Regions from separate parts of the Homo sapiens genome. Here region 2 is linked to region 1. A link is an interaction called in ENCODE POLR2A ChIA-PET data of the cell type or tissue named here. Cell type or tissue: HepG2. All regions are shown on one strand. Links, peaks and the distances in the headings refer to the core of each region. The heading gives the core; the rest is flanking DNA.

Region 1 (14,986 bases), core at 6,443-8,942:
CAGATGTGTAGCCTGCACTCCCTGGCTTGGTTGCCAGGGGACTCACTAACCCCCAGGCAGTGTTAACAATTGAGCTTCTCGCTTCTCTGCAGCAGATAACACCTCCCACCCTTGCCTCAACTTCTCTTGGGGGCCAGGCCCAGGCTTATACCCTTGCTTCCCAAAGCCTCAGCATCTGCTTGGCTGCCAGTGGCACAGTGGGTAGCCCCAGCCAAGGAGGAGAGTTATTTTTATTTATTTCTTCTTAATCATGAACTTAATTTAGCTGCTAATCAGGTTACCATGGTGACTTGCACTGGATTTATAGCAGTTTCCTAAAGTGCCTTTTTCACACTCTTTTGGTAAATGAATAAAATTTGGGTGATGCACAAAGCGCATAAATATTGGGTGTCCTAGAAAAAGGTCAGATGCATCCGTTTTGTATTTGCCTTTTGCCCTGACTAATCAGGCACAAGAGAGCCATGACTATGAAAAGATTCCAGGTTCCTCTCCTCTGCCCTCCCTTTAAAACCTTCAATGGATCCCTACTGCCACCAGGTAAAGTCTGAGATTTTTTCAGTGCTTTCAAGGCCTGCCCCTCTATCCTCCCTTCACTAACACTCTACCTTCCAGTTCTCCTGTGCTGTTTCTTGCAAGCTTTTGCCTCTCTGCTTTTGTTTGTGCTGTGCCCTGATCTGGAAAGCCCTTCCCGGACAGCAGGAAAGCCCTCAGTCTTCTGAGCTCTCCAGAAGGGTTAATTCCTCTCTCCTCTGTTCTGGGAATGATGGTAGCCTGGCTTGTCTGAGAAAGGTTTTCCCCCTTGTCTTGAGACCACTCCCATCCCTATGTGCTATTTTAGAAAACCTTTGAGCACTCTTACTGTCTCCACTATTGCTTGGACAGGGGTGGGGGGCTATAGTGCTGGCCAGCCCAGGAGAGTGGGGCAGGGAAGCAGCAAGGAGATGAAATGAGCAGTTGGCATTTTGACAGCTTTCCGTATTTCACTCTGTGGGAACCTCACCTCGTATTCTACCCCAGTGTTTGGGAAGAGAGGGATCATCCCGTGGGCTCAGAAGAACTTCTGCCTTAGGCCTTCTGCAAGCTCCCCCCACACCCCTTGTGGCTCCCAGAAGGGAGAGTGTCTCCAAGCTGGAGACCATAGTTTCCAGGTTTCCCTTGAGGACCTTGGGGCCGGCTGCCAATCAGTCTTGGGATCAGCCACAATCCATTAGCGAATGCTCAGGGCTCAAGGCGCCAACAGAGCCACCAGGCGTCGGCGCCAGATCCTACTCAGGGAACCCAAAGCCACCTTCAATTATTGTCTTGGACTTTGTAATCAGACAAGCTGGGCCCACAGACCATAGGCTGTTTTCCTAGGCTCAGAAACCCCTCCAGCCCCAGTTCTGGCACCCTGAGCTCACCAGGTACTCTCCAGGCCAGGATGTACATGCAACCCAACGAGAGACCACTCTCTGAACCTCCTGGGTCACAAAAGGAACCACCTGACTCCTTTGCAGCAGCCCACGCTGTAGGTAAAGCTATGTGAGTACATTAAATTACCTACCCCTCTCTTAGCCTCACTTTCCCATCTGGAAGGTACAGCTGTAGTTATGGCAGATGCACTGGCATCAGTGATCATGGACTTACTTTACTTCTGGCCTTCTAAACTTGGAGTCAGAAGAACTGAGTTCGAATTCTTGCTCTGCACCTTTATTTGATTTTGCTTCAAGATTGAAGCCAGGGGAGAGGAAAGGGCTGTTTCCAGAATGCCTTTGGAAGCATGAGATCAGTAGGCCCAGACATCTACAATAGTGACCAAGAAGGGAACGTCTTGTGATATGCCAGGCAAGCCCTGAATGGCTGCACAATCTCAGCAGGCAGGTTTGTCCCTTTGTACCACCAGAGGAGTTCTGGCCAAAATGACTCAGAGGATCTGGGAATGGGGAGTAGACATACAACTCCCTCTAACCAAGCATGGAAGGACCCAGGTATCCAGACCCAATCACCCAAGGCTTGAGAGAGTCTGGGGTTCTAACCCTAGCTCAGTGGCAAACTTACTGTGTGATCTTGGGCAAGTCACTTAACTTCACTGGGCTTCAGAGAGTTTTTCTGGAGACATGAATCCTTCCCAAATGAGGGTGAGACCTTATGTTCCCCAAACCCTTCTCCAGCATGTGAGCTTATGAAGCTGGCTCTGGCCCATCCAACAGCAGTTGGGGGTGGGGGACAATATGACTTTGTAAGAAAACTCAGAATAAAGCACAGTAACCCCTCCAGCCACTGGGGACTGCCTTACTCCACCCCTGCACATATCTTAAGGTGAGAATTAACAGGTACTCATTCCTGGGAAGGACTTGACAAGCATCTTGCATGGAGAAAAACCGGGAGCTCCTCATTGACTTGGTAGATGTTACACAGCACTGTGTTTAAGAGCACAGGCTCTGGAGCCTGACTCCCTGGGTTCAAATCCCAGCTCTGTCATTTACTACCTATATGGCCTTGTGCAAGTTGCCTAACCCTTCTGTCTGCTCTTCTTCACGTGTACAATGGGACTAATAGTAGCATTTACCTCATTGGATTGTTGGGAGGATTAAGTGAGTAGATACACATTAAGCACTTAGTGTTGAGGGTTGATGATTATGTATCAAACATTTCTCCCATGTATTAGTTCTCAAAGCTACTATTATTAGCCCCATCTTACACTCAAGAAAACTGAAATGCAAAGAAATTAACCCTCTTACCTGGTCCCTATGCTCTCTGCTAGTGCATTTGCCATCAGACCTTGCTGCTCCCACTTCTGCTCAATATGATCAATGTTCTCCACTGACTTGTTTTGCAAAACAATTTCATATAGCAATGGAAATAGAGAAGGGAGTTGGGAGTTAATTAGGGCAGGGTGAGCCACAGATCAATTTTAACACTGTTAAAGGAGAGACAACTTGACATTAGCAGGTGATACAACAAGAACCATCACAACACCATCTACAAAGGCTTCTAGCCAAAAATCGAATACGACTCTGATCAGGCCTCTGGATCAAACTACTGATTTCCAGGAAACACAGGGGATGGAGGAACACGTTAAACAACACCACAAGGAGGCGCTCAGCTGAATCTGGAATGTGAAACAATCTACAGGAGAATGACCAAAATTCATCAAGAAACAAATGGCATTTAGAAAAGAGAAATAAATCACATTTTTAAATGTGAGAAAAAGGGAGGACTGTTATAAAGAATATTAAGAGACATATCAGTCTAATGCAATGTTTACAGCCTGACTCTAAATGTAAAAAGGAGGTTTTGAGACAATTGGGAATATTTGAATCTCTACCAAATATTAAATGAATTGGTTTTTTCATTGGGTTAGATGTGATAATGATATTGTGGTTATGTTAAAAGAAATTGTAAGTCCTTATCTACTAACAATACCTCCTAAAATGTTTATACATGAAATGAGATGATGTCTGTGATTTATTTTAAATACTCCAGCAAGGGGGTGGGGGTCAAGGGTGCATGCAGGTTTATAGTGATTTTCTCTTCTTCTGTATGTTTGGAAAATGTCATAATAAAAAGTTTAAACTAAAAAGGAGGGCAGAGGATGAAGGCAGATCACTAAGTATGAAGAGTTGTAGGTACGGGTTTCAGAAACATTTAGGTAGGTAGTGAGTGAGGTTTGGCCCCACAGAGATGGGACTGGGAAGGCACTCAGCCCCTCATGCATTCTCAGGTCATCTGAGGGAAAATAAGCCTTTGCACACCACTCTGGAATTCATTTGTTTATTCACTCACTCACTCTCCAATTCATTGATCCATCATCCATCCATCGGTTCATTGTGCAGTCAACACACCTGTTTGTTGAGAGCCTACCAGAAACTGAGATGTACCAGAAACTGAGAATACAAAGGTGATCATCCTGTCCTTCTGGCACTTACGGTGAAGGCAGGAGAGTCAAACGCTTGTTAAATCTGCCATTACGCAGATACAGCTTCACAAACCCTGAAAAGTCTGAGGTAGGAAGTGGATTGCATGCCATCAAGAAGTTTAACATGGGCAAACAAGACTTGTTCTAGAGTCAGAGAAGGTCGGGGAAGCTTTCTCTATAACATTTAAGCTGAGATTTGAATGATGAAAAGGAGACAGCCATGTAAAGAGCCCAGGGAAGGGCGTTCAGGCAAAAAGAAAGGCGAGAGAAAATGTCCTGGGGCAGAAAGGAGCCAGGGATTTTCAGGAGTGTTCAGTATACAATAGGTACAGCAGAGTAGGAAGCGAGACTCACAGGCTGGGGGACATCTGGGGCTGTTAACTGCTGCTCTTGAACCAAGAGAAATGTCTCTCCCATACACAGAACATGTCATATAGACAAGAGGCCTCAGGCCAGATGACAAATGCTCCACCAGTTATCAAGACAGGTATGGGGGAAGTGCGTGTGCATGTCAGAGCACTAGAGAAAATGTTCTACTTCCTGAAAGAATTTTAATTTGGGACTAGGGTGGAGGGGAAGGGAAGAAGGCGGCCCTGGGGCAGAGAAGAGGCTACTACAAAGGGAACCATCAGAATCGCTGAGTAAGTAATACTCCCAATTAGAGATTTAAAAACCAATGGTGAAAAGCAGGCTTGTGCTCAGCTCAGCCCTCCCTCCCTCAGCCAGCCTCAGTCAGGGAAAGGAAGTCGTAGCCAACTGTGGGGACAGGTGCCTAGTGATTTATGGCCCTAAGACAAAGGCTCCCAAGGAAAGGCCCTGCGAAACTCAGACGTGTTGTTGGAACAATTAGAGCCCATCCATCTATTTGAGTCAGCACAGCATCTGGAAAATGGGCCTGGTCCGGGCTGAACACCAGCTCTTCACGTGGGACTTTCCACATGGTGAACACACACAAGAGGCCAGTAGCTGGTGGGGGAAAAGCCCCATTTTTCCGATAAGGAAAATGAAGCTCTCAGAAAGAAAACTTGTTCAAGGTCATCAGCTAGGAGATTCAAACTCAGATCTGTTGGAGTCGCAAGGCCACACTCTTTTTGGCATTTCTTACTATCTCCCTGGAAGTTTCTGCAACTGCCCTGGGTGGCTAGTCCCTTGGGGGCTACTGGGCTCTTTCTTCAGTTTTCCAAGATGGGGCTGCTGTTGCCCCTGCAGAAAGATTTAGCCCTCAGATCTCAATTCACTCTAAAAAGCTAAGCTGGTGTATCCAAAGCCAATAGCAGGTCCCTCTCCTGCAGAACAAAATGCGTAATTCCTCCTCTGGAACTGTGATTCTACAGGGACCTGGAAGGGGTCAGTGGTATCAGGCCCCTGCCTCCAAACTATGTGCAGTGTCCTGGGCCCTTCTAAGAAATGCATGTCAGAAGCACCCCTCAGGGCACATGCATAGCCCCGTGAGCTGATTCCAGCAGCTGCACTTCAGGAGTGCTGTGTCTGACTCAGCTCTGTGATCCCAGCACAGCGTCTGATCCAGAGAAGCACACAGCAAATGTTTGCTGAATAAAGGAACAGACCTTTAGCATTGGAGATATCGCAGCAAACCCAACTTTAGAAGAAAAAACAAAAGGATGGCTTATTAAAATAAGCTTATGGTACAATGTTCATTGTAAAAAGTGGATGATACAATCATATAGCAAAAAAAGTCCCACAAAAATCCAGTATACATTTAATAGTGTAAAGTAACATGCATATATTTGTGCACTGTGAAAATTCTAGATTAAAATGTAAGCCAAATATTAACAGTCCTATCACTGTGCAGTTGGCTTATGTGTAGTTTTATTTGCTTCTTGAATTTTTTTTCCAAAATGTGTTATAAGAGCATATGCTATTTTCATAATAAAAAGGAAAAGCTGTAACTATTTTTTTCCATAACATAATTTTTACATGATAAAGTTTAGGGTGCTGTCTGCCTCTCTGAATTCAGAGGCAGCTGCTGGGTGCCAGGCAAGGCAAAGATGTTGTGTGAGCTCAAAGTCAGCTTCCTCAGTCCACAGACCCCAGGGCCACAGGACCCACACTGGCCTCAGGAGCCACCCATTCCCTGTATGGGTCCTTGGGGTAAGGAACAACATGGATGCCAGACCTCACAGCCATCTTCCAAAATCTTACCACAGCCAGGTACATTTCCACGACTCCTTTCTCCGTAAGCAAGTCAGTAAATCAAAGTGCATCTCGTACACAAGGTGGGCCCTTTCTGGTAAAACACAAAAAAACTTAATCTTTGGTCCAGAAGCAGTAGATTGCGGCAGCAAGTCAGCAGCCAAAACCATTAATCTTTGCTGCATTCCCCAACTGGCCCGAGTAGTAAAGAAGATAATACCCCAGCAGAATCAGTGACCCACTACAAATTGGTCCTGAAAGGTCCACCAGCATAAATAGACTTTTGCTGATCCAACACTTGTTAGGAACCCCAACAAAGAGACTATTGGCTCATCTGATGAGCCGCTTGCAAGGGGCCCTTGCAATGGCTGGTGATGGATGACCACCCTCCCTTGGAGGGGAAGATGCAGCTCCTGGTATGGGGCCCTTTCTCATCTTAAATTTGTCCTCAATAAATCACAGGTGCAGAGAAGCCAGCATCAGTTTCATTACACCTACATGCTCCAGTATCAATCACGCCACCATGGCGGCCTGTCTGGGTGCAGTTCATTTCAAGTGGCTGTTTCTGTCCTGATTCCATTTCCACTGCAATGCACGCCTCCAAGGGGCTGGGGCCTGGAGAACGGGAGGAAGAAGCTTTTCTGTAAAGGCCTATGCTTCCCTGGCCTCAGTACCTATTCCCTTCTCCTTGTCTATTAACTATTCCCCAAATGTGTGTCACTTGGAGCTCCAGATCCAGCGCCTGTGCAAAGGGCTGAAGCCCCAGGATCAGAAAGACTTGTTTTTAGATAATAGGTCTGACATTTGCCAACTTGGAGCAAGTCATTTTACTTTGCAGAGGCTCAGCTTCTTCATATGGAAAATGGGGCTAAAGACACCTGCATCTGGAGATGAAACACAGAAGTAATTGTAAAGAACCTGGCACAGGCTGGGTACAAAGTGGGATCTTCAGTTCATGTCAGTCCCAGTCTCTGCTCATCCCTGGCTGAGATGCTGGTTGAAGAGAAAGTATTGCAGGGATGGCTGATCTTGCTTTCCCTCTGGTACTCAGGCCAGTGAGAAAGTGGAAATTCTGTTGTTCCTCTTCTCTGTGTCTACCTGCCTGGACCATTCCTGGTGCCAGCAAAAGTATGTCAATTATGGCTCAGAATTTATGAGGATGCTGCCACAGCTCGTTTTTTGTCTTGTTCCTTTCATTGTAGGCAGTTAAAATACACTTAAAACTAAGGACACCAGAGAGCTCTCAGACCTCTTCTTAATGCACATAATCAAATACTTTAATGTCATTAAATGCATAAAGGCTCATCATAAAAGCTGTGAACTTCTTTTTTAAAGAATCATAAATGGGAATAAATGGTTTCTTTTTAGGCAGGTCCTAAGCCAGTTCACCTACAACCACTAGAGGCAGGACGGAAGCACCCCTCCAAGCCTGCCAATAGGCCTCCTCCAGAGGGCACAGCCCAGCTGCCTCTGCTGTGGGGTGGAGCTCTCAAGGCCTAGTGGCAGCCCTGTAAATTGTTAACTAAATAAGTAGATCTTTGAGCAGAAGAGAGGGGAGTGCAAAGGACCCTGCTCCTGAGCTGGTAAGGAATGTCAGACGAAACAAGCTTTTCAAAAAGACACTTCCATTCACTCTAAACCTACAAGAAAGCCAGAGTGACAGGGCCATTTATTTGCAGAAGAGCTGGGGAGGGGGTGGAAAGGGAAGCAGAGATAAGGAGAAGGAGCAGAGAAATAAGTAAAGGAGGGAAAGGCAGGGAGAGAGAGAGAAGGTTCGCAAAGCATGCAGAGAGAGGGAGACAGAGAAGGAGAGGGGGCAGGCTCTACCCCAGGGTCCAGTGTCTCATCCATCACCAGCCATTGCAAGGACCCCAGTGGTTCAGGGTCCAATGTCTTGGTACTGCATGTTGGCTCAGAATTCTGAGACAGAGCCTACAGAGCTGCATATATATCCAATACATCTCAGAGAACAGAATATAATAGCAATATAATAAAGATGATGATGATGATGATGATATTGAACATTTACTCTGTGTCCAGTCTAATGTCTAAGTTCTTTACCAGCATGACCTCATTTAATTCTCCTAACAACGCTATATGGTAGCTACTGTATTTCATCAATTCTAAGACATACATTTTCTTTTTCCCATTTTAACACCTCTGAAATTGAGATGCTTTTTAAAATCACTATCAGCCTGCCAGCAGTCTTGATGTCACTGTCATATCTGGGAACACACATCAAAACTTGCGGAACAAGTATTTGCAGCTTAAAATCCTGAGGACAATAGAGGAGTGATTTTTAAAGAAATGCTATCACAAATGCCTGCAATGTGACAGCAGATGATAGTCTGTTGAAAAACATGGACATTGACAATGCTGAGTTCGTCTCTGAATATGAGGAAGTTTTAGGAATAACTTAAACAATTATTTCACTTATATTTTCCTTTTCATGTATGTATACAAAGGTCTTGTGACAAACACCTATGTTTAAATAAACCTGAAAGTTCTTTTCATAAGTATAAAAATAAAATTCTAAGTGATAAGAAAGTATTATGTCATGGTTTCACTGGCAGTGATTTGACTGTTTTTTAGTGTTTCATAAAATAATGGTGCAACATACAAGCTCTCTAAGTCCCATCTTATAGATGAGCAAACTGAGGCACTTTTATTACTTGCTCAAAGCCACACAGATAGTCCAAACTCCAGGTCTTTCTGATTCTAGAACCTGTGTTCTCAGCCATTATTGATCTTCATCTCTGACATCTCTGAATTCAGATCAACATAGGTTCTGATTCCAGCTTTGCCACTTTCTGGCTTTGTGACCCATGATACTGATGTCTAGTAGTCTCTGAGCCATAAAGCAGAAATGCTAACGAAACCTGCTTCTCAAAGTTATGTGTGGGAAAATCCGTATATGAGAAGGTTCAGCACAGTTCCTGGCCCCAAGAAAGTGCCCAGGATGTGGCAGGCTGAAGAAGGGTCTACCTATAAGTCTGCGCACATCCGAATCCAAAGAACACCCACGCAGCAGCGGACAAAAGACTGGGTGGCACCAAGAGCTCAGATCTAGGACTGGAACTGTGTCAGTAAAAGATGCTTTTAGCACTCTCAGGACAAGCCAGTCTGTATACACTTCCTGGTGCCTGCAAGATGCTCAACTCTTCCTTCCTACTAACAAAACAACAGCTGCAGTGACCGCAATTAGTGTATTACTTTATTATTACCATTTATATCTTTTGAATGCCTACACTTTGGGACTGTTCTAAGGCCTTTACCCACATTGTAATCTCACAATAACCCCAGGAGTAGGCACATTACAGATGAGGGGAAGGCTCAGAGAGTTGAAGAACACATAGGGCTGTCTTTGGGCATCCTGGGCTGATTCAGAGAACAAATACGTCCAGTGTCTTAGGTTAATTTGATACTTTGAGGTCCCGTGGTTCCTTCCCATTAGGTCTGAGATTCAAGTTAAGACGTCGACTTCTAAAAGTCATAAAGGATTTCTTCTCCGCTGCCCCACACCAATGATAAATAAAACATGTTTACCGTGGAAAATTCGGAAAATATTTATAACAAAAAGACGTGGTCACACATAATCCCATTGCACAGAGAACACCTCCTGGTTTACATTTTTTTGCTCCTTTTCTCCCATTCTTATTTCTAACCATATTTTACACAGTTTATGTTATTCATGGAATTTTATATCTTGCTTTTAACTCCTGGCATAAGCATTTCCCACGTTATTAGAAACTCTTAAACATCATTTTTATTGTTACCAATATTGTTGAATGGGTGGACCATAAGGTCCTTAACCACTCCCTTCATGTGGGAGCATTTAATGTCCGCAGGCACAAACTTGTGTGCCTAAATCTTTGCTTACATTTCTATTCCTTTGGGATAAATTATTTACAATAGCATTACTGTGTCAAATGACTTGTACATTTTTAAGACTCTTGATAGATATTGTCAAATTGTAATTCATATTTAAGAATATCTGTTTCAACCTTTTTTTTTTTTTTTTTGAGACAGAGTCTCATTTCATCAGCCAAGCTGCAATGCAGTGGTACGATCTCAGCTCACTGCAACCTCTGCTTCCCAGGTTGAAGTGATTCTCATGCCTCAGCCACCCTAGTAGCTGGGATTACATGCTCATGCCACCACACCTGGCTAACTTTTGTATTTTCAGTAGAGATGGGGTTTCACCATGTTGGCCAGGCTGGTCTTGAACTCCTGGCCTCAAGTGATCTGCCTGCCTCAGCCTCCTAAAGCGCTGAGGTTACAGACATGAGCCACCACACCCAGCTGAATATTAACATTTTTTATTGTTATTCTGATAATGAAATTTTTCTGATTGTTTTCAATTAACATATTTTAGTTTACTAGTAAGCATGAACTTTAAAAAAAAAAAAAAAACCTTATTTTACAATTGTATCTGTGGATTTGTGAGGTTACAGCAAAGCAGTTAGGAGCCCCTGCCTGCTAGATTAAGCTGAGTGATTTTGAATCCTGGCCCCTCACTTACAATATGCGTGATCTTGGGGTGATTATTTAACTTCTCAAAGCTTTATTTTGTTTTCTCATCTTTTAATAGGGATGAGAATAATAACACCTAACTCATAGGGTCTTTGTAAAGAATGAATGAGAAATCCCTTGTAAATTATACCTGGCATATAGTAAGTGTTCACTAAATATTAGCTACTTGAATTTCTTTTGCAAATTCTTTTTCATACCCTTTTCTCATTTATCTGTTGAGATCTTAATATCTTTCTTATCCATTTGAAAGTTATTTTTATAGGAAGAACATTAGCCCTTTGCTACATATGTTGTGAATATTTTCTAATTGGCTTTTAAAGCAACATTCTTTCTCTCTTGATGGTCTCCATGAGAGTATTTTAGGGCCATCCACATCCAGTGAAGCTGAAGGGAAGGGTTAGGTCTATTCAGTAAAGATATAGAAAAATGAAGTAGTTTTCATTTCCAATGATGCGCCCCAGAAAACATTGCTTCCATTCACAATGCTGCATTTCTAATAGATGAGGTAAGAATTGATGGGGTTTGTCGTACTCACAAAATGACGCCCAAGCGGGGATGCACGGAGAACGTTGCCACGGCTCCGACATGTTGATGCCAAACACTGCACGAAGCACTTCGTGTCAGGGAAAGAAGCATTAGAGCTTTCTCGAGCCCACTCTTTCTCAGTTTGGAAGCTGTCCTCATGTTCACAAGGATATTTTGGTAGAAAACCTCCTTTTCCAGGATCTCCATTTGCCCGTCGCCACTTCTGTGTACTCAGTACTTTTCTGTCAACGAGAGTTCCAAGGAGTGAGAAAGCCTGTTTTTGTTTTCATTTTTTATGTCTATTAAAAATAAACATGCTGAGAAGCTGCCTCTTAGTCTCTTTATCAAGCCCCAAATGACGTGTAGCCCTTGTCAACTCCGCGTTGACGAATGCAATCAGCATTTACAAAATCAGATTTGTAAGGCATCGGGAATAAACTTAACTAAGGGCAGGTTTCCCCTCCATTGATCAAAACGGGTTTTTGCCGAATGATGGGCAGTCGGTCGGTCCCTCAAAGTAAGTAAGCGTACAGGCAGGCAGGATGCTGTCCCCAGCCCACCCACCTGGGCCCAGCTCACAGGACACCTGGCAGGTTCTTCTGCTAAGAAAGCCGAGAAGCCCACCTCTTTATGGGTCGGCACAAATGGGGTACATTTCATGCTGAGTCAATTTAATCAATACTTTTCTTGCTTTGGAAACCCCGAGCATTTAGAGAGAGCAAAGCCACACTACGCAGTAAAGCAGCTTTAAATTCTAATGAGCTTCTCTGTGCTAATTAATGACTTTGCTAACTGGAAGCTTTCTTTGTTAGAAAACACACTCTTGCCTTTCAAGATGACAGCTTTTCCTTTCCCGAATGTCTTTTATTATCAAACCAGAAAGGGAAGTACTTTATTCCTCTCATTCTGTTAGAACTAATAGATTTTTATTACTTAAAAAATAATTTTCTTTTAGTAACCAGCTTTGCATTTTGCCCTATAAAAGCTAGAAAGTGCAAGAGATCAATTTCTCCTAAATCCTACCTGTCACCCGCCCGGCAGGAAACGGAGTTCTAGAGGGTAAACACAGCCTCTTCTGGAATAGACACAACAGTATGCCCCCTCCCGCCCCCTCCCATTGCACAGTGAGATTTGGTAATTTGCAAATTGAGCAGCCATCATTATTTTTTAAGGAGCAAACAGGGTCTCCACTCCTCACTAGGAGAATGTGGCCCAATCATTTGTCTCGGCAACGCACGAATTCTAGAGCACTTGAGAATTCTTAGCCATAAAGCTGATTACTAAGAGAGGGATGGTTATAAAGAAAAAAATCTTTTTAATCTGGGGAGGAGGGGAAGGGAAGATGAAGGGCAAGGAGGAAAAGATACATAGAGCTCATTGCTGGAGTTATCAGCCCGAATCAGAGCTTGAACTCTAATTTTTTGTGAATCAGAATTCACACGTGAATGTATGAGTGGAATTTCTCTCTCTTTCTCTTTTCTGCCTTGTTGTTGTTGCTGTCTGACAAGAGAGTCCGTCTGGGTCTCTCTGTCACTATCGCCATCTCTGTTCCTCTGTCCTTTCTGAGTACTTGATGAAGATACCCTGCCTGGAAATAATTGCATTCAGACCCCTGAGTCCCACTTAAAAGTCTTTGGGACTGATCGAGATAAATCCCATCAGGCTTTTGTTTCCACTCAAAGTGCCTCCATCATTTACTAGACGAATTAAAGTATCAATTTCTGTTTAAACATTAACAGGGTGATGCCAAATATTAGTTAGTTCCTAATAATTCTGAGGGATTAAAAAGATAATAAAAGTAATAGTCCATTACATTACCTACTTCAGCAAGATTGTAATGAACGTAATAAATTCTGGATCAGGGTTATAACAACTTCCATCTATTTAAAATGAATTTGTAGGGTTACTTTCATTAACTATGTATATGGGGAAAATGATCTGACATATTACCTTAAAAGAGCTGTAAAACCGATTAGGAGAAAATATGCTTTCCAGACAGGGATGCTGGCCACTGGGGACAACTGCATCCTTGGGAAGTCGGAACGAGCTGCCGAGATAGCCCGATTCCGTCCTTCCAGCACTACCTGCTTGCTACTCTGAAAAAAATCATGACAGCATCAGCGCTGGTGAACGAGGGTGAGGGAACCTTCTTTTTCCCCTTCTCCTTTTATTTATTTATTTTTTTCCTTCCCAGGTATATTCCTGCTAATGAACCAGGGCTCACTCTGGGAACTTCTGCAAGGAAATAAACCCTAGGCCTGCAGCCCAGCCTGGCCTTTGGACCCCCAGGGGAAAGCTGCCATATTAAAGGGGCCCATGCCCTCATTGCTAGAGGAGACAAGGGAGCGAGCACTTGACTGCACCACAGAAATTACTGCTGTACCTCGAATGCCCGCTTCATTTATCAATTTCATAGCAGAAAAACCCATATGACTGCCTTGTTCAGTCGCACGCTAAATCTAGTCACAGAAAACTCCCCACCGCCAGTCAAGTGTGTTACGCACAGGCCTGGATAAAGTAACTTGAAATACCACTAATGATTTATACTTAATTGAACTTCTAAGTGATTAAAGTGGCAGTAATGAATGAATAACACCCTCCTCATTCCCTTGACCACCTGGCCCAGCCCCTCCAGGCAGAGTGGGCCTCGCCTGGGGAAGTCAGCGGGGATGGCCGCCTGAAGCCATTCTCTGGGCTCCCCAACGCTGCTCATCCTGGCTCAATTGCTCTCACTTGCAGTAAATGACTCCATAAGCACCGAATCAGACCATTGATCCTTTTTATTAGATTACCCAATTGTAAGGTTAATGCATTTGCATTTGGCAAACGGAGTCGGTCAACTCAAATCCCTAGCAGGGATCAGCGTTTAAAAGGACACATGTGGGAGCAACTCTGTCAACACACAGATTTGCTGGCAGCAGTAGCCAGATGCTGACGCCCTTCCTTCCCGTGGCCCCCCCACCAAAGAAGGTGCCATAAGAATCCACTTCCAGGCCTGTGTCTTCCTTAGCAGCAGTCCTCATGGGACAGCCAGGGGGCCACACCTGCTGCCCATGTCCTCCCCACCCCCAGTGCTTCTGTTTCTGAAAGAAGGAAGAATCCTGCAAAAGTTTTCAGTCACCACAGACAGGGATAAAGGTGGATAGTTCACCTCGGGCCAGGAACCTTGCTGCCTTCTCTAAATGGAGGAGAGCCAGGACTTAAATCAGTGACAAGGACACAGGCTTCAGAAACCAAAAGTTCTTCTTTTCTGATGGTCATAGAGTCAGACAGGGGGCAGCCATTTATACCTAGGCCTCTATACCCGATGTGAATTTATTCTTGGATTTTCTAAATGCATTAACCAAATGCTATTTACGTGGTCTGCCTTCATTAGGATTTTCTAGTAAAGAAATTCATAAGTTGGAAAAACATACTTTGTTGATCTCATATGAGTTCTGCGTTGGAGAATATAGCCATGGTTTAGGGGAAATTAGAAGTTACCCAGAGAAATCACCCCAGAAAACCATGTCCTTTTATAGAAGAGGAAACTGGGGTGCAGACAGAATGAAACTTACCCAAGGACCACCCCCACCACAGTGAGTTCACAGAAAAACTCCCGTCTTCTGCCTTCCAGATCACCCTGATGGGCCATCCTCGGGTAAGAAAGCAGTACTCTCAGAAGAGGTGGTTTTGAGGCTGTGACAGTAAAGAAATAGTCTTTTTATACAAATGTCTTAAGACACAAGCCATATTTCATATTCAGCTGCATAAACTAGGTCTTTGTCTAAATTGTTTTGTGGAGTAAGATTCGCTCTAAGTATTGCTTACAGGATGGATTTGTTCAGCATCTTGCCTCTGAGGACAAGGAAGCTGGTTTCATCATTTCCATTCTGT
Region 2 (14,986 bases), core at 4,130-6,629, 1.6 Mb before region 1:
TGTGGTGATGATGGTGCTGGAGATGGCGATGGTGATGGTGCTGATGGTGATGATCATGGAGATGGTGATGGTGTTAATGATGGTGCTGGAGATGACAGTGGCAATGCTGATGATGGCAATGGTGATGGTGATGATGTCTGACCTTTGTTGAGCTCCTACTGGGTAATAGGTACTGTACTCCATGGATTATCTTATTTAAGACTTAACCCCATGTATTATATTCCTGAAGCCGCTGCAACAAATTACCACAAACTAGGTGATGTAAGACAACAGCAATTTATTCTCTTATAGTTCTGGAGACCAGAAGTCTGAAATCAACTCTGGGCTGCACTCCCTCTGGAGGCTGTAGGGAAGAATGCTTCCTTGCCTCTTCAGCTTCTGGTGGCTGCCAACATTCCTTGGCTTCCTTGGCTTGTGGCCACATCACTTCAATTTCAGTCTCCCTTTTCACACTGCCTTCTCCTTTGTGTATGTCCTCTTCTGACTTATATAAGGACATTTGTCTCTGGATTTAGAGCTTATTCAAGTAGTCTGTGGTGATCTCATCTCAATATCTTTAGCTTAATTTCATCTGCCAAGGTCTTTTCTCCAAAAATAAGATAATATTCACAGGTTCCAGGGACATGGACATATCTTTTTTTTGAGGGGTCACTGTTCAACCCACTGTATCCCATTTTATAGGCAAGGAAGCTGGATGTCAGATTCTTTAAACTAGGTAAAAGTTGTACAATGATCAAATGGCAAAGAAAGAATCTGAATCTGACTCTAGAGCCTTGGGACTTCATCCTTATGGAGACAGGGTAAAGAAGAGAGGCTGTGTGGAACATTTACCTCCCATCTGTGTGTGGGGGAGAGGAGGTGCTTCAAGGCCATGTCAAGCTCTTCAAGGCCATGTGATGTAGGAGGGCTGGATTTGGTCTTAGGTAACAGGCTCCAAGGTTTAGAGCCAGCAGGTCACAAGCAGAGGAGGTAGGGGTTCGGGGGGTGGGGGTAGTTAGAGAAAGGGCAGATCCATGATTTGGGGGACTTCTTAGGGAGCAGAATTACAGAGTGTATGATCATGTCACCAAGCCCAGATGAGAGATGGCTTAGAGGAGAGCAGATTATAGAAATCGAGATGGAAAATGGGGAAGGGATAAAAATGAGTCAATTTGGTCTAAAAGCAGTGGACAAAGAATCCATAATGTATGAGGAAGTAAGTAGATATCTACCCATGTGTCATTTATAAATTCTTTCTATAACAGAGCACCTACCTGGATCACATGAAAGGATGCTAAAATTTACAGAAACAGGTAAAGAGGCATATTTTGGGGGTAAAGAACAGCAATATTCATTTGCTCTGTGGGACATTGCTCACATTTACTCACAGTAGCTTCCTGTGAATACTTACCTGTCTCCTGTGAGATCTTATGGGGGCAGGGTGGGCAGAGTCAACTTAGACATGTTGAAAGCTGTCCACACTTCTTCCCTCTGGGGCTGGAAACCTCAGCTTGAGAAGGAAAGGAGAGAGCTGGGTTTATAACATCTTGGGATGGTTCAAGAAGGAGCTCACGCCTGTCTTATGCCCAGGGCAGGTGTGATCTCTTCTGGGTGTCTCCCTAGAGACTCAGTTCCGCCTTTGGGGAAATAAGATGTCAATGCCATGGGGCATATGTGCCTTGTCCATGAGGCATGGGTGCCCTGTCCATGGAACACAGGCACTCTGTCCATGGGGCATAGGAGCCCTGTCCGTGGGACACAGGCACCCTGTCCATGGGGCATAGGAGTCCTGTCTGTGGGACACAGGCACCCTGTCCGTGGGGCATAGTGACCTTGTCCAGGGGGTGATGCTGTATTCGCCTTGTCTTCAAGGATTCTGATGCCTACCACAGCAGACTGCAGACTTTCGTTTCAGCTGAAACGTCTCTACCTTTATGTGTTGGTTTTCACATAAGAATTTATTTAAGACAAGAGATGAACAAAGTTTCCAGAGTACAGCATGATAATGATCTGTCTGGGAATACTTATTTTTCCTGCGTGACCCCAGGCAGACCTAGGGCCTATCCAGTGTGGTCACATATAGTTACAAAGGCCATGCCCTAATAGCCCCTGGGGTTCCCCTTCACATGTCAGCAATGTGAACTGCACCACCAAGAGATGTGAAGTGTGCTGGTCCTGGATCTGCCTCTAGCTTTGACTGTGCACCCCGGGGTCCCCAGGCTTGGTGCTCCCTCTAGTGGCAGGGTAGTTGTGGTCTGTAAGCTCTCAGTCTTGTGATGCCATCAGGAGCTCCAGAACTGGGAACAAGTTTTGGGGAGCCTGCATCCCTGGTCTGACTTGAGCATTCATGAGTTCATGCCCGTAATAAATACTGAGCGCCTTACTGTGTGCTGGCATTGTGCTTATCACAAGAAGAAAAGATCCCTCCCTCCCGAAGGAGCATCTAATCTACTGGGAGAAACAGACTATGAGGAAGAACACGAATAAATGTGTGATTAAGATTTGTGACCAATGCTATGAAGAAAACAAATAGAGTGCTGACATAGAGACAAGGGGTGGGGGTGACAACTGAGACAGAGGCATTAGGGGAGGCCTCTCTGGAAGGTGACCTTTGAGCTGAGATCTGAGGGATGAGGTGATTGCATGAGAAGAGGTAGGTAAGAGTGTCCTAAGCAGAAGGAACAGTGAGTGCCAAGGCCCTGGGACAGAAGAGGGCATTGCATGTCCAAGGAGCCACAGGAAGCCCATTATGGTTGGAGGGTCATGGGTAGGAGGGCCTGAAGCTTCAGAAGACATCCAGATGAGGCTGCAGTCAGGTGGATGCAGGCATCCAGATGAACCCTCGTGCTCTGTCTCTGAATCCCTACCAGTGGAACCGAGTGTGAGGAGTTAGGGGTTAGCAGAGTGTTAGAGGGAGCCTAGAGAGGAGGGCTCTTAACATTTCCAGGGAATTACCAAATGTCTCCCACTGAGCTGAGGAGATTCTGGGCCGTCTCCAAAAGTATATTCCAGAAGGGAAGCTACCTTAACATTAGTTAAGGTAATTCTATTTCCTGTAACAGAACCCCCCGCCAGATCTCAGTCACTTAATATCCTAGAAGTCTAATTCTCACATTAAGTCCACTTTGGTGTTTGGCAGGTGACTTTCTCTGTGGTGATGCAGGGACCCAGGCACCCGCCATCTTTTAGCTCTGCCATCTCTTAGGATCTTGGAGTCCTTCCCTTCCATCTGGCGAGCAGTGAAAACAGCATGTAGAGCTTTGCACAGGAGGTTTTTGTGGACTGGGTTTAGATGTGTCTATGACTTGCATTTGGGTGTGGCCAAGTAATCCAGTTACTGAATTACTGGGAAACAGAATCTACATGGATGCCCTCCAGGTAGAGGAATTGGGTGCTGGTGAACACACAGTCATCTCTGCCCCAGGCCTCTCTTTGAGTGACAGCAACAGTATGGACCAGAAGCTTTGTGCTGTGGCTTCACATTCAAGCCACTTGGGCGGCTGCCAGCCTCCTATCCCAACTGATTAAATCAGATTCCCCGGGAATGGGGCCTGGGCATCTGTATTGTTGAAAGCACCCCAGGACGTTGCAGCACACAGCTGAGGTTCAGGACCACCCTGAATGGTGGAGAGAGGAGCTTCTGGGACAGCAGTCACAGCTGGGCCCATCCTTCTTCCTGCTCAATAATCATCATTATGCCTTATTATCTTCTTACCAGGTGACAGGCTAGAGTGGCAGGAAGGAAGACAAAAGAAGTTATTTACAAATAAAATGGTCGGTCTTCCGCATTCTAGGGCAGGGGCTGCCTTCATCTCAAATGTGGGAGGCTCTTTGGCAGTGGGCAACAACTTTAATGGCTCCTCATGGTTGAGACAGGTGAACCTTACCTTGGCAGGTCTAGATGGTGAGAGCAGGAGAAATAGATAACTCCATTGTTCAGCTTGGGTAGAATTATGAGATTCCCAGGAAATAATGTGAGAAAGAGAAGGTAAGTGTTCCATGTTAAAAGAGTAGAAGGAAGATGTCAGAGAGTGGGTCGGGGGTAGGGAGACAGAGAGCAAGAGCGAGTGAGAGACAGAGAGATTGAGTCTATGGTAAGCAGTCATGGCTCATGGAAAGAGGGGACAATGAGAAATTCCCTGTGGCAGGAATGACCAATATACTCCTAGGAAGTATCGTGTCCAGCATTAAATTTGAAGTTGTTCTTTGTTCTATAATTGTTTTCCTACCCATAAACGTTTAATAAGTCTCCTATGTACAACAGCCTTGTATTAATGAAGTCTTGAAGGACTGAAGGAAGGAAGAAGTGTGCAAGTTAGAGTTCTTATTTAGCTTCAGGCAGGGAAAAATGGAAAAATGGATTCTGACTAAGCAGCAGAGGAATTTATTATTGGGTAAGCCAGTGACACTGTGACACAGGGACTCATACAAGTCACCCTTCAACCACTGGGTGGATGTGGCTGGCCTTTAGATAACCTCTTACTCGGTCTCTTCAAAACATCTCTTTCCTTCCGTCCTTCTGATATGATGCGCAAGAGCAGATGAGGGCAGGGATGGCAAACGTGAGCCCTTCTACTTCATCCTTGGCAGACATCACTAACTGATCTCTGTGCAAGTTCTTATGGAGCTCAGGGGCAGCTCCCTGGACCCTTTATATTTCCTGTTCCGGGCAGTCATTACTAACAGATCACAGATGATATGTGAAATACAATTTACTTCTGTTCCAGGGTCCATATGACACCTCTTTCAAGGCAATGTGTGTGCAATTTAAATGACACTATCTGTCTCTCAGCCCAAAGCAGCTGAGGATTCCATGTCCCAGGGACAAAGAGTTGCCCATCCTGGGGGCCCACTGCTACGGATCTTGCAGAAACTCAAAGGCTGCCATTCATTCTTGGGATGCTAGTCTTGGGGCAGAGCGGGAAGACAACTCGCTTGGGTGTTACAACCTCCTGACCCCAGCTTCCTTTGGAATGTGGCACCCCAAGCCTGCCTCTCCTGACTCCCAGTCTGTGGGTTCCACTCTGCTCTGATTTCATGATGCATCCTGACTTCATGGGTTCTAAAAACAATTATTTGCTAGCTTTGTGCCCACCCCTTACTTTCAATCAGGCCCAGGGTGGCAGAGAGTCATGGGGCTGCCAGTTTTGGCCAGGCTGGACTGGGGAGGGGATCGGCTACCCCTAAAGGAAAAGCTCTTCCAGCCAGGAATTGCCTTTCTCTTCCTAATGTGAGATAATTGGTTTCCTTTTTACCTAGTTCCTCCACAGCCTTCGTAATTACTGCCAAACCCTTGTCCCTCGACTTTGGCATTCCCACCAATGGACTTTTTTCCAAAGGGAAAGAGAAAAAGGCAAGAAGACTCAGAATGAAGGCCTGGGCTGGATTTACCTCCTGAGTCATCACCTACTCTCTGTGTGACCTTGGGCACGTTACTCACTTCTCTAAATTGTCCTCCCTAACTAACAGCTTCCTGCTGGAATTTTGAGAGGATGAGGTGATTTAAATGCTTAGCTCAATAGCGCATGGTGTGGCTAAACACTCGGGTGAATACTAGTATTGTTTCTTGTTACCTTTGTGCCTGGTGGTTTGGGCTGGGGTGTGAGGGTCAGGCTTTGGGGTGCTGGTTGGGGACTTGTGCCTTCTCTTTTTCTTTCCCCAAAGCTTCTGGAACTAAGCTCTCCCTCATCTCTTCAAGGAAGATGTGACACCAAGTGTGTTTTAGCAGAAACAAGACCCATATAAGTGATCCACTGAGGGGCCAGCAGGCTAATATGATGTTCTGAAAAGGGGCATTTTATTTTGTCAAATTGCTCTGGGGCTGCTGAACTTTGGTGGCTGTTTCTTGGCAGTGTTTCTGGACATCTTGTTCGCAGGTGATGAGAGGAAGGGCTGCCCTGACATCTTGTACAGGTGAGGGGGCTGGAGGCTTCCTTCCTGCGCGTTCCAGCCAGTGCCCCGCCTGCAGTGGGGGAGACATTTTTTCACCCGGTTCAATGTGCGGGAGGAGGAGGGTGAGGTGGGGGCATGGGTAGAGGGGCCAGTGGGAGGAGTCCCCCCCACAGAGTCCTCTGTTAGAACAACCCAGAAGTCCCCCTCCCCAGCTTGGGGAGCCTCCAGGGCCCGTTCCCACCCCAGCAGCCCCCTCCCCAGCTGGGGGAGGCTCCAGGGCCTGTTCCCACCCCAGCAGCCCCCTCCCCAGCTGCGGGAGCCTCCAGGGTATGTTCGCACCCCAGCAGCCCCCTCCTCAGCTGGGGGAGCCTCCAGGGCCGGTTCCACCCCGGCAGCCCCCTCCCCAGCTGGGGGAGCCTCCAGGGTCTGTTCCCACCCCAGCAGCGTCTAGGCTCGCTTCCTGTCTCCCCGTTTTCTTAAAAGCTGTGTGTCAGCACAGGAGTGGCAGGTGTGTTAACTCCCGGAGCCTGCGCCTGTGCCCCAGCATGGGAAGAAAAATGCCGACTCGGAGAGAATCAGAGTCAGGCGCTGGCACTAGCCTTGGGGGCAGGAGAGAGTTGGTCGAAAGGAAGTGTTGGGAGAAGGCCAGGTGGCTGGTACTGAGGTACCCACGCCTGCTTCCTCTGCCAGGAAGAGAGACCCCCCACTAAGGTAACTGTGAGAAGTAGGGCACTGTCTCCCTCCCTCCCTCCCTCCCTCTTTCCCTCTTTCCCTTTTTTTCCTTTCTTCCTTCCCTCGTTTCCTCCCATTTTCCCCCTCCCTATTTCCATTCCTTTTTTCCTTTCCTCCCTCCCTCCCTCCCTCCCTCCCTTCCTTCCTTCCCCCTTTCTCTCCCTCTCTTCCTTCCTTTTTGCCCTCTGTCCTTTTTCCCTTCGGTCCTTCCTTTTTTGTTCATTTCTGCACTCCCCCTCCTCCCCTTCCTTTCCTTCTCTCCTCTTCTCTTCCTTTCCCTCTCTCCTATTCTCTCCCTTCCTCCTTTCCCCCTCTTCCTTCTCTCCCACCTCCCTTCCTTCCTGTTTTCCTCATTTGCATCCCTGCTTCCCCTGTGCTCTCCCTCCTGTCCTCCCTCCTCTTTTCTTGTCTCTTTCCTTTCTCTTCCCCTTCTTCCTCTCTCCTCTTCCTTCCTCCCTGCTCGCACCATGCCACTCAATGCTCCAAGCTGGACACAGCTGCAGGGAAATAGCCTCAGCCCTGGCCCCCAGGAGCTTCCACCTAGTGGGAGCCAGGCAGGTGGACAGGTGATGATCCTGTCACGTGATCCACATGCTAATGAAGATCTGGGCTGGTCTCCTGGGAGCTTTGCTGGGTCTGGAGGGGTAGAGAAAGCCCTCACAGAGCAGGAGACCTCTGGCCTGGGTCTGATAGTTTCTCTGGCTGAGTCAAAAGAAAGGGGCATTGTAGGCAGAGGGAAGAGCTTGCACAAAGTAGGGGGACATGGTCAATGAATTCTTATGCAAATTTGGAATTGGACAAGCCTAGGCTTGAGCCACTGTCAGTATAACCTCTGCCCAATCATTTCAGCCTCTCTCAGCTTCTCATCTGTAAAATGGGGTATGTTAGTACTCATGATGCCCTGGGATGTTTGGGGAACAGAATTAGCTCTTGCATCTGAAAATATCTAGCACTATGTGTCTTATCACATTTTACCCTCATGTCAACCTGGGGGGCCGGGTACAATTATATCTTAATTTTACAGTTCTGGAAATGGTGGCTCAGAGAAGTTGAGCAGCCTGTCCAAGTTCACACAGCCAGGTAGATTGAAGACACAAATGTAGGCAGCCTGATTCCCAAGCCCGAGTGTTTAATAACAATCTCTCCAAAGTCAGCACATACACTTGGAATAAAACTAACACATCAGGTGCCTGCTCTGTAAAATGAGGTTGCACAAACCTGGCAGGATGACAGGGATAACTCTCCAGAGCTGGAGGGGCCATGGGGGATGCACTTTTGATTTTTATGGCTTCTCAGGGTCCCACCAATTGTACTGTCTTAGCCTGTGTCTGGTTGGTGCAGGAAAAAGGAGGATGGGCAGTGGAGCAGGAGGAAGAAGGGGGAGGAAGAGCGAGGGAGGAGGGTGCATTGGAGGGAGCAGGAAGAGGAGGAGAGGGAGGAGGGAGAGGGGAGGAAGGAGGGGGGAGGAGGAGGATAGAGAGGAGAGGAGGAGGGAAAGGGGAGGAGGAAGGGGAGGAGGAAGGGGGAGGGGAGGGAGAGGAGGGGGAGGAAGAGTGGGAGGATAGAAAACGGGAGGAGGGGAAAGGGAGGAGGAAAAGGGGAGGAGGAGGAGGGGCAGGGGGAGGAAGAGGGGAAGGGAAGGAAGGGAAGGAGGGAGGGGAAGGGAAGGAGGAGGAGGAACTCTCTGACCCTACTCCCGAATCTGATTCTGTCCCTCTTTTCCAGTTCCCTGCACTGAGGTGTTGGAAATCCAGCTTTCCAGTGGAGGCTGCCTGGGTTTCCATCCTTGTAGCTGTGCTTTTTCTGTTCCTCTGGGACTTTTCTTCCCTTGACCCCCTTTCTTTCAGGAGCTCTTGGTCTTGTCTGAACAGCTTTTGTCTAAGAAGCCTCACAGACTGCCCTGGGCACCCTTTCCTTCTCCTTGCTCTGGCCTCTACTGTCAGTCTCTCCTCTCTGTTCTCCCTCTCTTCCCATCCTTCCAAGAAGGTGAACCGTGGGACTTCTGAGGTCTAAAGAAGGGTCCTGGATAGGGACTTTAGGAGCCCAGACCGGATGGTCACTGGAGAGGGACCCTTTTGTCATTATGTAGACTGGCCACACGATGGCTCCCTGGGACCGTCAAGCACCTGCCCAGTCTCTTCAGTGGGCCTCTGGTCGCCCTGGTGATTATTCTTTCCCTTAAATGTTCCACACGCACCTCTTCCTTATCTCTGTAGCTGGGCAGCCAACTTCTGGGTTTCCTGCTCACCCTGGGTAGAGAGATCCCAGTCACTGGGGCTTGCGTTAGAGAGGAGTGGAGTGGGGAGAAGAGCAGGAGGGGAGCAGAAAGAGAAGTGAGGGGCTTGCCAGGGGGCTAGTGGCTGAGCAGCTGTAGGAAGGGACTTCGTGGAGTTACTGATGGGCTCAGCCACCAGGAGCTGGGCTCTGGGGAATCTTTAGGAGTGAGAAACAGAGCCTGGATGTCCATTCCAGGGCCCCAAACACAAGGCTCACTTCCTGGAAGCATGAGGACTGGAGGTGACACAGAAAAGGCTGGCGTGAACTTCCAGACACCTGAGGAGCAAGAGCTCAGAGTTCCAGCTGGAGGTGGCCCGGACTGCAGACTTGGCCATGGCCAGTGGTGGCCCTTCCCGGACATGGCTTGGAGCTGATGGAGCTGCTGTTTGGGACAGCAGGATGTGGCTTGACTCGGGCACTGAAAAACAAGGCTGGCTTTTATGAAAAACAAACAAAAACTCAGGTGACCAGAGTTTCACGCATGCTCAGAAAGCAGTGGCAAGTTAGGATTATAATAATAATGTTATAACAATAATAATGTTATAACAATAATAATGACAGTAGCAAATAACCATCTTTTTGAGGATTTATGGAACATGTCAGACACTGCTTTTTTTTACATGGGTTGTTTTGTTTACATGGATTACCCCATAGGGGAGGTAATAGAAGGGGATTTATAATGACAGTCAAACCTGAAAAGGAGACACTTTGTTTTAGCACAACAAGACCCAGGGTACCTGCAGGCTGGAGTGTGGCTTTCTCATGGGCTCCAGGTGATTGCAGGGATGGAGAGAGAAACTCGTCCATTTCACTTGCAGGGTACACAGGGACTTGCCATCACAACCTTTTTCATTTCCAACCATTTTCTTCCTGTTGGAAGGAATATTCCTCAGCTGAAGTTGGATCTGATTTAATAAGGCAATAACCAGAGAAATGCATTTCAATTGATTATTAAGCATTTGTTTATTAGGACTCAGTAGCTCTGACCCAAATAGCTGCTAAGCAGTCATTAAACATCAAAGAAGATGTTTCTGTTTATATATTTTGTTTATTTACCGTCATGAACAAACATTATTGCATCAATTAAATGTCGATTAGGGGGTCTATGGTTTGAATTAGATTATACACATAGTGTCAAATCATTTTCGTGTCTCTTTCTGAGATATAATCTATTTTTGTTTTAGTATCTAAAAGGATTCCATCTAAGTGTTAGAAGCTGTGGCCGGCAGGGGTTACGGGGTGGCTTCTGAGCACTTCTAAAGCTGATGTTTCCTTTTTTGGAGTTTGCAGCCTGGATCCCTGTGACAGCCTGGAACTCCTGATCCATTCCTCATTGATCATTCATGAAGGGGCCATTTCTCTGCGATTCTTTGCTTTTTTGGGCATTAATTTTCTAGAAAACAAAACAACACAACAATAACTCTAACCTCCATCATAAAACCCTTAGATATTTATCTCCAAGGCAGCTAAACTGAGTTGTGGAAATGAAATTAAGTTCTCCATTAATGCTGCTTCAATTAAGCAGCATTGAAATCAGGAATGGTGTGCTTGAAAGAATATATGATTTTCCTAGTCACAGTCTAGAAGCATTGAAATAACATATCTTAATATATTTTTATTCAAAAAAATTGGATAATTTTCTAATTATATGAGACAACTATGTGTATTTATAAAATCACATATAAACCTGAGCTTAATTTTTTTTAAATTGATAAAATTATATATATTTATCATGTACAACATGATATGTATACATTGTGGAATGGTGAAGTTGAGTTAGCATCCTGGCTTTTTAAGTCAGAGGAGAGGGGACCCGCAGGAGGACCCTGGCTGAATTGGGCCCCATCAGACCCAGAATGGAACCCCCCCGGTCCCCAGAATTTGTCCTCCTGTTGTACTCAGTGCGTTGGTGGAAGCAGAACTCCCCATGGGAACAGGCAGACCTAGATTTTCTGGGGTGGGAGGGGAAGGTAAAGGTGCAACAAATTGAGATTTCTCCCTGCCCTAACTCCCAACCCAGCCCAGAAAAGAACTTTGAGTGAGGCCAGCAGTGGGGAGGCTGAGCTCTGGCAGCCTCAGGGGTCAGTCCTGCAGGGTAGCGTGCGGGGATCTGGCTCTAGCCACATGGGGGCTGGCATGGATGCCATGAGGCTCAGCTACCCCTCTCCTTCCACCTTGTTCTTTCTGGGCAGGGGCAGCCCTCCAGATCCCAGTCAGGGTTTATCCAGGGGTAAAGGAGAGAAAGAAAGGTGAGAGTGAAGAGGAGAGTCCAGGTGAGTGAGGGAACAGCTTGAAGAGGCCAGCCATTTGCATATTAAAGAGCCTCTCGGCTGGATGTGGTGGCTCACGCCTGTAATCCCAACACTTTGGGAGGCTGAGGTGGGTGGATCACGAGGTCAGGAGATGGAGACCATCCTGGCCAACATGGTGAAACCCCATCTCTACTAAAAATACAAAAATTAGCTGGGTGTGGTGGCACACACCTGCAATCCCAGCTACTCAGGAGGCTGAGGCAGGAGAATTGCTTGAACCCAGGAAGCAGAGATTGTAGTGAACTGTGATCAAGCCACTGCACTCCAGCCTGGGCAACAGAGCAAGACTCCATCTCATTTAAAAAAAAAAAAAGGCACCTCAAGTTCTCTAACGCTTCTAGCCCAGAAGTTTTCAAACTTTCTTTTAAATCAATGGAACTGTTTTATCAAGTGACATCTTATTTCAGTGAAAGTGTAGTATATATGAAGTTTAAACACAGTTGAAGTGGTCAGTGCAGGGTGCCTCTCACTTGCCCCCTAAGCACTCCCTGCCATGGTACCCAGAGGCGTTTCTGCAGAAATCCTCTTACTTTGTAGACGTGCTTTGAAAACCACTGCATTAGTACACTGGACAGCCCTGTCCTTAAAAGCTAGTCGCCAGCCCAGCATGGACAACAGAAGAATCCCTGGGAATGAGACCTTCTCAAAGTCCCAGGCCCACCTATGAACATTCAGATTTCCTAGATCTGGATTTCACCCAAGAATGTACTTTTAACGAGAGCCCCAAATGATTCTAACCCAGTAGGCTAGGCTGGAACTAGGGTGAGGCCAGCAAGTGCTTGGAACTGCACTTACACGGCCTTGAGAGTGAAGCCTCCTGAAATTTTATACTGTAGGCCCCTCACTGGCCTCACTCTGGTTCTGGCCCAGGTACTAACCATGTGAAAACCAACACCCAGCTACACTCTGGGGTTTGGCTGCATACAGAAGTGCTCAGATGGGGCTTGAAAGAATGAATGAAAGCCATAGAGATCTGCCTCCTGGTGTCCCATGGGACAGACAGCAAAGAAAACAGGTTGTAGGCAATATTCATAGTCATTTTTATTACTGCTATTGTTAGGAATTTATTTTTTGATGCTTGTAAGGTACAAGACACAGTGGGAAACAATTTATAAACATTCTCATCTTTCACCTTTGCATCAGCCATGTAATAGTTCAATTTGTAAATGGGGAAACGAAAGCTTTGAAAGGTGAAAGTCTCGTCCAAATTCACACTGCTAGTCGTGATGCCTAATATTCTCCATGGCTTGAGCTCTTTACCTTTCTGCTGTACTGAGGATAGGTATACGGCCCTTCCTTAGCATGGGGGATGATGTTCCTAAATGACCCTCACTAATATAATAGCATCCATTATGGACTGTAGTCACTGTGTATGTTTGCCCAGCAAGCATCCTCATCTGCTTCTCTGAAGCAAATCTCACTCCCACCCTGGCCACAGGATCACTTGATCCAGGTCTGGCCAATCAGAATCCTCCATTGCCCTAGACCGTGATTAGTCTGGGAGTAGACACGGGGTCTAAGTCAGACCAATCAGATGCCTCCCCAGGATTTCCAGTTAGGAGCTGGAGAAGCTGACTTGCCTCTGGGGTCACTGATCTGGAAGGAGGTGAGGGGTTGCTCACAGCCAGAGCTCTAGGAGAGAACAAAGAAGAGGAAGCTGGTGACCCAGTCTTGTTGGCAGGTCCTTCTTCAGTTCTATGAGGTGCCTGAGCATGTATTGCTGTCAGCTGTGGCAGAAAATAGTTTTCATTTTTTACTTTAGGCTAGTTTGAGTTAGTTTTCTGTCACTTGCAACCAAAGAATCCTGATGAATTCAGCATCCAACATTAACATCACAGTCCCTCTACTCTGAGCCCTGTCTGAACCACCCGCCATCCCGCTGGCATTTCACAGTGGTGTTTGTGCCTCCTTTCTCCTCCCCTGCAGTTCATGCCTTTTCACAGATTGGCTGAGGATTCTCTGAACACTATTCACTCCCAGAAAGTTCCCAACACCACCTGAATGCATTTATCTTTTAAAAATTATGGTAGAATACACACACAACATTTATCATCTTAACCACTTTTAAGTATATTTCAGTGGTATTAAGTTTATTCATACTGTTATGCAAATCATCACCAAATCCTCATCCATCTCCAAAATTCATTTCATCTTACAAAACTAAAGCTCTGTACCCATTAAACAATAACTCCCATCCCCTGCCTACCCTCCTCTCTCCAGCCCCTGGTTACTACCATTCTAGTTTCTATCTGTGTAAATTTGACCATTCTAAGCAACTCATATAAGTGGAATCATATAATATTTGTCCTTTGGTGACTGGCTTATCTCACTTAACATAATGTCCCCAAGGTTTGTCCATGTTGTAACATGTATCAGAATTTCCTTCTTTTTTAAGGCTAAATAATGTTCCATTGTATGTATATACCATATTTTGTTTATCCATTGATAAACACTTGGATTGCTTCTGTGTGATAGCTATTGTCAATAATGCTGCAGTGAACATGGGTGTGCAGATATCTCTTTGGCATACTGATTGAAATTACTTCGGCTGTATATCCAGAAATGGGATTGCTAGATCATGTGGTAATTCTAGTTTTAATTTTTTGAGGAACTGCCATACTGTTTTCCACAGTGACTATGCCATTTTACATATTTTACATTCCCACCAACAGTGTATGAGGGTTCTAATTTCTCCACATCCTCACTAATGCCTTTTTTTTTTTTTTTTTTTTTTTTGCTAGTAGACATCCTGATGGGTGTGAGGTAGTCCTAATGCATTCTTAGTAATGACAATTGTATCAGTTTTGCTCCATAAAAACTACTTTAAAATCAGAGGCTTAAAACAACCACTATTTACTCAGGTCATGATTCTCTTGAGTTAGGAATATGGACTGAGCTCAGCTGAGTGGCTCTTCTGGTCTTGGCCAGACTTACCCATGTGTCTAGGGCAAGCTTTGTGTTGACTTGTCTAGGAAGACTTCAGCTGGGATGACTCATTGGTGCTTCATGCCATCTCTCACCAGAAAGCCAGGCTTGCTCACATGAAGGCTGGGCAGAGTTCCAAGAGAACAAACTAAAGCATTCAGTGGAAGTGGCACAACATTACTTCCTCTGAATTCCACTGGTCAAAGCAAATCACCAGGCCAGCCCAGATTTAAAGTGTGGGGAAATCTCTGTCTCTTGATAGGAGGGTCTGCAAAGGCAAATTGCAAAGGGATGTGGATATGAGAAGTGAATAATTACAACCAATTTTTTTTTTTTTTGCAAAATCTAGCATAACAACTTTTCAACAAGCTTTCATGTCAGACAGAAGGAATTTGCATTTGAGATTTGCTCCAATGGGCTCACCCAATTCATGAGTTTCAAAGGCTGTGGTTCACACCTGCAAAACTAGACTATGCTGGGAATTGTGGAATCAAGGCTAATGCCTGATAATTTCAAATGAGAATTTTTTCCTTCTAAAATCAGTGGATATTTCTGAATAAATTGTTCTTTCAGTCACGAATCATGGAGGCAAGAGCTTCAATTCTCCATTCATTTGCCATAAGCAGTTGACTCAAGGACAGCTCTGACTGTCTAGCCCTGTCTATTAATGAGTGCCATTATACAATTAACTTTTCCATCACCTTTAGAAGATGCCAAGCCAGACTCCTCCTCAAAGCCCACAGTGAACAGGGGAGCCTCCACGGAGCTCCATAGCCTGCTTAGATGTTCAGAAAGTAAAAACCAACTGAAAGTGAAAGACTTCTAAAGCTCAGAGCTTTCCCAGTAACTGGACTAATGGAGAGTACAGC

The links. ChIA-PET counts read pairs that join two places held together with the same protein. Peaks named below come from ENCODE experiments on the same cell type or tissue, not always from the same donor. Only the 100,000 strongest peaks of a DNase experiment are listed, where the experiment ranks them.
Region 2: POLR2A ChIA-PET joins it to region 1 with 5 read pairs; 1 of 35 experiments calls an interaction of 5 or more read pairs at or near these places.

What each region holds. Positions count from the first base shown.
Region 1 is chr20:40,699,645-40,714,630 of GRCh38, forward strand. LOC101927098 (a long non-coding RNA gene) reads right to left here. Exons shown (of 5, transcript NR_187686.1): 3 at 14,668-14,788; 4 at 11,121-11,352. SNORD154 (small nucleolar RNA, C/D box 154) reads right to left here and starts at 14,979; the gene lies at 14,928-14,979. RefSeq lists an enhancer at 5,898-6,775. In HepG2, for the core only: a CTCF peak has its summit at 7,473 (motif pointing right); a DNase peak (open chromatin) is centred at 7,527; H3K4me3 peaks cover 491 bases.
Region 2 is chr20:39,103,537-39,118,522 of GRCh38, forward strand. No RefSeq gene overlaps it. Among named protein-coding and RNA genes, the nearest start is that of LINC01734, 110 kb to the right of the region's middle. RefSeq lists enhancers at 3,978-5,177, 5,655-6,649, 8,674-9,175. In HepG2, for the core only: no CTCF peak of the experiment used is centred there; DNase peaks (open chromatin) are centred at 4,455 and 5,435; H3K27me3 peaks cover 1,625 bases.